2 separate regions of the Mus musculus genome follow, and region 2 is linked to region 1. A link is a loop called in an ENCODE intact Hi-C map of the cell type or tissue named here. Cell type or tissue: left cerebral cortex. All regions are shown on one strand.

Region 1 (4,000 bases):
TATCTTCCTGTCCAGATGTGGCTCTGTGTGTGTGTGGATCTCCCTGTCGTCCCAGTTTTTCCTAGCAGATAGACAACACTTTTTAAAGCTTTATTCCTTTTTATTGCTGTTCACAATTTGTACAAAAGAATGGCTTTCATTGTGACATTTTCATATATTTGTCTGTGTATGTATATGCATATATCTTTGATTAATATATCCATCTCTCATTAATATTTCTCATCCCTCCTCTCCTTGACCACTTTACATTTTGCAAAACATCATCCCTCTATCCTAATGATTTTTAGAGATCTAGAATACACATAAGAAAACCTTACATTTGTCTTTTGAGATTGGGCTTATTTTGTTTAACATAGTGAACGCTATTTCTATTCACTTTCCCATAAATAACATGATCTCTTTTCTTCTTTGTGGCTAAACAATACTCTATGGAATGAATATATATATATATACATACATATATATATAGTATAATATAGATGCATGTATATGTATGTGTATATAATATATGTGACTATATATGTATTATATAGGATGTTTTCTTTAGGCCCTCATCCATACCTTGGGAAAGGTGCTATAATAAACCCTGAGCTACAGTTATCTCTATGGTATGCTAGCTTTGAATCCTTATGGTATATACCCGGAATGCTATAGCTGGATCATATGAGAATTCTATTTTTAACCTTGGAGGATCGGCAATGCTTATTTACATGGTGCCTACACTAAACTCCATCCCACCTGCAGTGTATAAGGGCTTCTGCTGCCCCCACTAAATTCTGGTCAATGTTTATTGTCATTTATTTCCTTGGTACTGGGGTAAGACAGACACTCTGGTACTTCTGTCTACATCTTCCCGAGAGCTAAGATGCACTATGTATTTCATTTATATATTGGAGCTGTGCTTCTCTTAAGAACTGCCTTGATCCTGTCTTTATTGGGTTATTTATCCTTTTAGTGTTTGATTTTTTTTTTTAGTTCTTTGCATATAATAGCTATGAATCCTTTATTGGATGAAGAGCTGACACCAAGATTTTCTTCTATTCTGTAGACTTAGACAACACATTTTAATATGCATGAAATTTGGTTTAAATGAACATCAAGAACAGGTTCATTGGGTAGAAATGACTTGGGAGGTCTAGAGTTCACGAAAACCCTTCCTGAAGAGAACTGAGAGAACAAAGTAGAAAAGAGAAGTCAACAGGCTTGCATGGACCAATTGTGTGCACATAACTGCAGCAAGAAGAAAGGAGTTACTTTCTCGCACCCACTCCCTGCTCACCCCCTGCCTCACCCCCTCATCCATCCTGAAGACATCAGGTTCTTTCCAGGTGCCTTAATGGTGTCCCCTGGGAAAACTCTGTCCTGCAGCCCCTGAGCCCATGTAGCCCAGGTCAGCAAATGCTACATTGCAGATAAATTAGTGGTCACCACTCCCACAATGGTCTTTTTCTGCTTTGCAGATACACAGTGGAATCCTATCTAGCTGTAAAGACAAATGGAATCATGGAAATTTCAAGTAAATAGATGGAGCCAGGAAACGCTTTACAGAGTGAGGTGGCGAGGACACAGAAAGACAAGCATTCCTTCTAGCTCCATGCGGACCCTACTTTCAGATCTTTAGATTTCTATGTATAGTTTTTTAAAAGATTTATTTATTATTATATCTAAGTACACTGTAGCTTTCTTCAGACACACCAGAAGAGGGCGTCAGATCTCATTCCAGGTGGTTGTGAGCCACCATGTGGTTGCTGGGATTTGAACTCAGGACCTTTGGTAGAGCAATCAGTGCTCTTACCCACTGAGCCATCTTGCCAGCCCTTCTGTGTATGACTTGAAGAACCCACTTCTAAAAGGGGAATGGAGCTTTGGGACAGCCAGGCTCCCCAGCCTGCCCATGAGCTTCATGAGGCAGACCATCCCTCCCCTGCTTTACTGAGCTTTCCCAGATACGTTAGACTAGATAACATATCACATCATAAAAATAATTAAAAAGAAGCCAAGCACTTCCTCTAGATTAATTTAGATCCTGACCAAGGCAAGATTTGAACTTCAGAGATTATCGGGGACCCATACATGCCTGCAGCCTTCCCAAGAGAGCTAAATCATCATGGATGAATTTATAACCATTCCAAACAGAGTAGAATCGTCACGGGAAAAGATACCTTCATAAGACAAAACCGTAGGGCCTCAAGACTGCCTGAAATTCAGGCTGTCAGCAAGGCACCGACTCCGAAATAGAATGGTGTAGTTAGCATCTACCCGCTGGATTTAGAAGTCCTGGCTCTAGCTGTAAACTGCCACTGCTTCATCTTTCCCTCTCTGCCTCTCAAATAGAAGCATCTCTCTTCTTCCCTATTCATACCGCCACTAACAGTCCCCTCAGCAGTAAGTCCCTGTGTGCCCAGGATGCCCCATGGGAGCCTCGGCTGCCTGCTCTTTTCATTACAGGACCAGAATCAGCAATTCACACTTGTAGACTGCTTGTGTGGTCACGGCTGACTCTGGTGTCTATTACCACACTGGGGCCTTCCATCATTCCGGTGAGTGAAGCAAACTGAACACTGACACTTTCATGTCCAGGTCATGGAATGGACAGAGGGAAGGGCACCTCCCCGGCAGGAGGCCTGTAAGTGGGTGAGCTGTTCCTGGAGTCCACCGTTGTGGATTCCCACTGTCTGTTCTTTGCAGTTCAAAGCACTACCACTGTAGCCATCGCCCGGTGGGCCTCATCACACCCACCCGCACCTGGCTAATTCCAGTCAAGTTCAAACGCTGGCAATGAAAGCAAACTTCCAGGCACCCCAGCACCACACAGAGTTTGCAGGGAAGCCAGGCATCAGTGCTGCCTCTGTCCCGCTGAGGACATAATAGGGAAACCCACCGAGTGAGTGTTCTTTGGAGTAAATTACTTCTGGAGTAACCTAATCTGGCTTCCGAGTGGAATTCTTCACCAGCAGCATGGAAAATACGAGTCTGATGGATAACGCCTTGACTTTGCCACATGGCTTGGCTCCACTTGACCTACATTGAGGGTACGTGTTTGCGAAGCAATTGAGAAATAAAAAGTACTCCGGATTTAATTATATTGCAATCTGTGGCTGAGTTTCACTTAAGTCGCATTTCTAACTGTCAAGTTCTTCAAATTCTGTTTCTGCCACAGTCCTGTGCAGAAGTACATCATTGTCACCATCATCATCATCATCTTACATACCCTCAGCCTAAGTTATCTGCAATATGTGTCCCATAGATGGAAGGGCAAGTCCCTACCCATGGTTGTCACATTTCTATGAAATAAAATTTAAAATATCCAGAAATAAACTGGTTCCTAGATTCTGCTCAAACAGCACACGGGAGGTTTTCAAAATTAAGTAAGCATCAATTGAACATCTCTATTTTGTTCAGCACCATGGAGGATTCAGAAGAAATATGTACCATGTTCTAGAACAACCAAGGTGGAGAGGTAGCTTAGGCCAAGGTAAAGAATGCGAAGCAAAATGGCAGCTGCTGTTACACATGCCAGCTGCCATTTTAACTCAACCCTCATAACAACCTCACCAGGACAGAGATCATTGCTATCTCATGGTTACAGCTTACAAAACTGAGGCACAAAGCAAAGATGGATGGAATGAGGGTGACTCAGGTAAGGAGTGAGGGATCTAAAACAGTGGAATCCTTGCTTGGCCCTGAACATTGAATAGGGTTCAGACAGGAAGGGAAGAAGAGTGACATGGGCTGGGCAGAGGGTGGCAGGTCCTATAAGCCAAGGCAAGAATTTATACCTGATGTGTGAGGACGCCGAGAAAATAAAAAACAGAGAGTGAACTGGACCAGGCAGGGTGAGGCGCCCAGCAGACGGCCTCAGAAACCAGCCAGAAGAATGTGAAGAATGGAGAAGTTATTGGGAAAGTTGGGGTGAAAGGGCACAGGGTTATGCATCAACCTTGTCAGGATGGAGGAACAGGGAGACTCGAAGGATAAAAGCATTAGTGACTTGCTGTGA
Region 2 (4,000 bases), 330 kb before region 1:
GTGACTCTCCCTTGTCACCTTTCGGGGTTTAATAGCAGCTGCATAGGAGTTTTCATTATGATTTAATACATAGATTTCCCCCTATGCTGTCAATCATTAATGATTTTCTAGGTAATGTGATTTACTTCTGTGCTAAGTTTAGTGAGAATTTTTACATATCTATTTATAAGCTGCATAATATAGCAGCTTATTAAAATGTCTAAGTAAAATTTATAAAAATGATAAAAGTTGTGAAAGTTACAAATGAGTTATTCAGGCATTTACTAATATTTTATGTAGATATGTTTACTTCAAAATTTTAAAATATTCAATACACTCATCACAGTTTTAAATATAAATCTATTAGAACTTATACAAAGCCTATACAATAAACAAATATTTAAAATTATTTTTTAAGAGTAATAAAACATGAGTTAACCAGTACATGGACAAGTCTACAACAGCCAATTCTACTAGAATAAGTATGTCTGTCTCTGGGGACCTCCCAAGGGAGAAACATACAACACAGTGAAAAGCATACTGCCCTGAGAAAAGCCCTTCTGCCCTGAGAGGCTGGCTTTGAAAACCGGCTTTGATGCTTGGTTGATATGAAACCTCTTTGGGGTTTCATTGTATATAATGTTTTTCAGGAGGTCCAATAAGGCAAGATGCCTGAAGCAATAAACAATCCCTGATATATCCCAAAAGAGGGGCATACAAATTACACAGCTCTTCAGAATGTCAAAATGAAGCATGTGTTAGTTAAATCACAGGCCATTTATTTCAGCATGAACTCAAATTCTCTAGGAGTGCAGAAAAGCAAAAGGAGAAATGAAAATGGGAAGTTGTCTGTTCAAGCATGAGAGCGTAGCACGCGGGAAGAAACAATTCTGTCTCGTTGCCATAGGTCACCAGGGTTCAGCTTCATCCTCAACAAGATGCCAGCAGAGTGATGCTAACAAGCCCAGGTCTGGATTGCTCAACAGTGCTTCCAGGGGAGGGAAGAGGAAAATGGAGGGAGGGATGCTGTCACCTGTATCTTTAGGTGGCAATGACTTGCGGAAATGCAGGGCCATGGGGAAGGCTATGAAGAAGACCTGTGCTTGAGCTGCATCACCTCCAGAGTCCAATCACTCCAAAGCCCCCAAATCGCCTCATTTCTATGCTTCGAAGCTGGGACTATTATCTTTATGAAAAGAAGAGATTTTTTTGTTGTTGTTGTTACACGTATGAATAGAGGAGAGACTGTAAAACATCAGGGACAATCAGGAACAAGCTGCCCTCAGAAGGAATCGACCCAGCCCGTAACTCATGGTCAGTCAGACCTTGAGATTTATCAGACTACCCTCTCCCCCACACATACAAGGGGTGAAGGGCAGTTGGAGTGGGAACGGCCATTGTCAGGTTTCTAGGTGGTCAGACAGTAAGGGAAACAAGACAGACCCTGGGCAGGATCCTAAGAGAGGAAACACATGAAAAGAGTATAGCCAGGTGCTCTGTTTGGGGAGAGACCAACAATAGCAGTAAATGGCACACAGAACACCCACCACTCTCTTAGATGCAACATTTTATGCACATAAATGTCGTGCATTTGAATGGATTTAACTCATTTCCTTCACTCAACCTTCAGCCACAGCTAAAATTTCCTCTTGTCTCTCCAGTACCCATTATGCTCATTTATAGTTTATTTTATCCTGGTTCCTTCTCCTTCCCTTCTCATCGCCCCACCCCAGGCTCCACCATCGCCTGCATGAAGGACTTTAATTTAAGACACTATACTTTTCCAGGCTTTAAATGTTCCCATGCTCGAAGTGGAGGTGCTGATGACGCCCATGGAACAAGGTCATTGGTGCATGCAGTGCAGCAAGCCAGGCTCTGCAAGGATATGGGGGAAAGAAACTCGAGCCTGGAGGGTTAGGAGAACCCCAAAAGCAAGCGTCGAAGGAGCGGCGACCTGCACTTCCAGCCCTCTGCATTCTTCTGACTCTGTTCCTTGGTTTGTAGAAGATCCTGTGTCATTGCTCTGTGCAGATCTGTTCTCTACAGCATGCCGGATCTTTTTAAAAATAAAGTGAGTTGTGATCCTCCCACGATGGCGTTCTATTTTCTTCCTGCTCAAACCAAACACTTCAGAAGTCTCCTACTTGCTCCAATGCAGACTCAAGCCTCGTCTTGATCCACAGCCCCTTCTTGACTGAGTTCTTCCTGTCATTCCCAACTCTTACCGCATGTTACTCTCCTTCCTTTACTGTCCTTCCACAGAGCCTTTGTGGTCTTCACTCATCCGGAAGCCAAGCCAAACCAACCTTCCTCAACCTCCCAGCACCCACCCCTCACGTCCCTCAGTGGATCCACTTTCCATTCAATATGTAAGGTGACTGTAGTTTCTACCTGAGGCTACTCATATCCTTCTGTGGTCCCGACTTGCAGTGCAAGTGCAGTGCAAGTGGCTGCTACTCACATTCCATTTACATAGATTCTTGGATGCAGGAAGTAGGGAAAGACAGACAGCTCTGTACACAGCATCATGAAGGATGCCTTAATTGTCCTCCTGTGCATTAGGCAAAAGCCTGCTCAGGATTACTATGTAATTTCTAAGGAATTTAAGAGTTAACATCAGTTCCACATAATACAGGCCTCCCCTGGGCTCCCTAAAAAGTTCTTTTGTGTCTAGGATTAAGTGGGCTCAGTTGGTTGATACAGGCTGAATAAGGGCACAATGCCTAGGCTCAGCCCAGCCAATCCTTCCAGAAGGGTCCTGATTACTTCCTGCAGCTTGGATGCCTTTTCTTCTTCCAGTGCTTGGTGACTCTGGGAGACAGCACCTTGCAGCCACCCTAGCAGTTAAGACATTTGAAACAAACCCAATATCTTTTACTAGAAGTAATTAAGGAAAAAAAATCAACAAAAACTAAATGTTGGATACATTATAGAAATGTAATCAGAAATAAAGATGTGGCTCTGGTAAAAATTCCCCAAGTAGGGATTCAACAGTATTTCAAAAATCCTTACACTGTAGATAAGTGTATTTTTCCCCCTGTATACTTTGATTTATTCAGGCAGGGGGCTTTTAAAGAGGGAGAGGTTCACTATCTCTTTAGCTACCAGAACAGAATGCCTTTGATCTCAGGCATCCTACTTTGTGGACACAGTAGCCAGGCTTCCTGGGAGGTCAGAGCTGGGCACCATCACTCTTGTCCTTGACTAAGGTTAATGACATCCTCAGACTTTGTTGTATGTTGCTTTGATGAACCAGAGATCCCCCGCCTTTGGTGGCAGAGAAAGCCCTCAAAGCTCTGGAATTTATCTCCACTTCAGTAAAGTTTTTTTTTAGGTTTTTAGGGTTAGACTGTGTTGTCTCATTGGAATTAATTTTGACATGTTTTGGCATAGCAGAGCAATTGTTCAGTAGACAGTGGCACTTTCTGAGCTTGGTGGCTAACAATTATAAAATCTTAGGTAACAGCAGCAACTCATGCCCATAAAATATTTTGTGTCCCTAAATCATTACCAAGTCAGAAGGACACTAGAACACAAGGGATCAACACTCGACTCCTTCCTGAAAGATGCCCAGTTTTCATGGTATGCACGCAATTCAGATGATTCGATTTGCAACTAACTTTTAGCTTATTTCTTTTTTAGATACTGAATGGGAGTGGCCGTATCCGATACTGCCTTGATTTAACAGGTAAGGATGCTACAGGATCTAAGACTGATGTGCTCAGACGATGCTTGGTTGGTGAGTATAAGAGCTGTTTCTGACTTGCTAGCTATTTTTCAGTGTTTGACTGGCATGAGGCGGTCCTGATCTATGACCCGTGGTAAACGCTTCAGGGTCACTTTATTCAGATGCAGAGGGCCCCTTCCTTGGATGGCATTTCCCTCAGTTCTTAAGTCTCTATGGTTCCAAAATGGATCACACAAGAAGGAGATGTGAGAAACTGACTAGATTTGATACCGAGAGGTCATCTTTGCCTGTCACGTCACATCAAAAGACAGCCCTGGAGTCCACTCACACATC

The links. Peaks named below come from ENCODE experiments on the same cell type or tissue, not always from the same donor. Only the 100,000 strongest peaks of a DNase experiment are listed, where the experiment ranks them.
Region 2: a loop joins it to region 1, with 2.3 times the contacts of the local background. A loop is called at or near these places in 2 of 42 quality-filtered maps.

Annotation. Positions count from the first base shown.
Region 1 is chr5:99,715,856-99,719,855 of GRCm38, forward strand. The region is part of intron 1 of A930011G23Rik (RIKEN cDNA A930011G23 gene); the gene reads right to left. It overlaps Gm16226 (a long non-coding RNA gene), which reads left to right. Exons shown (of 3, transcript XR_001784899.2): 3 at 1-153. Among named protein-coding and RNA genes, the nearest start is that of A930011G23Rik, 11 kb to the right of the region's middle. In left cerebral cortex, a CTCF peak has its summit at 1,659 (motif pointing right); a DNase peak (open chromatin) is centred at 2,257; H3K27ac peaks cover 968 bases.
Region 2 is chr5:99,382,119-99,386,118 of GRCm38, forward strand. All of the region lies in intron 2 of A930011G23Rik (RIKEN cDNA A930011G23 gene), which reads right to left. Gm35314 (a long non-coding RNA gene) reads left to right here. Exons shown (of 2, transcript XR_389389.4): 2 at 1,767-4,000. Among named protein-coding and RNA genes, the nearest start is that of Gm35314, 17 kb to the left of the region's middle. In left cerebral cortex, a CTCF peak has its summit at 2,205; DNase peaks (open chromatin) are centred at 910, 1,786, 2,036 and 2,567; H3K27ac peaks cover 3,853 bases.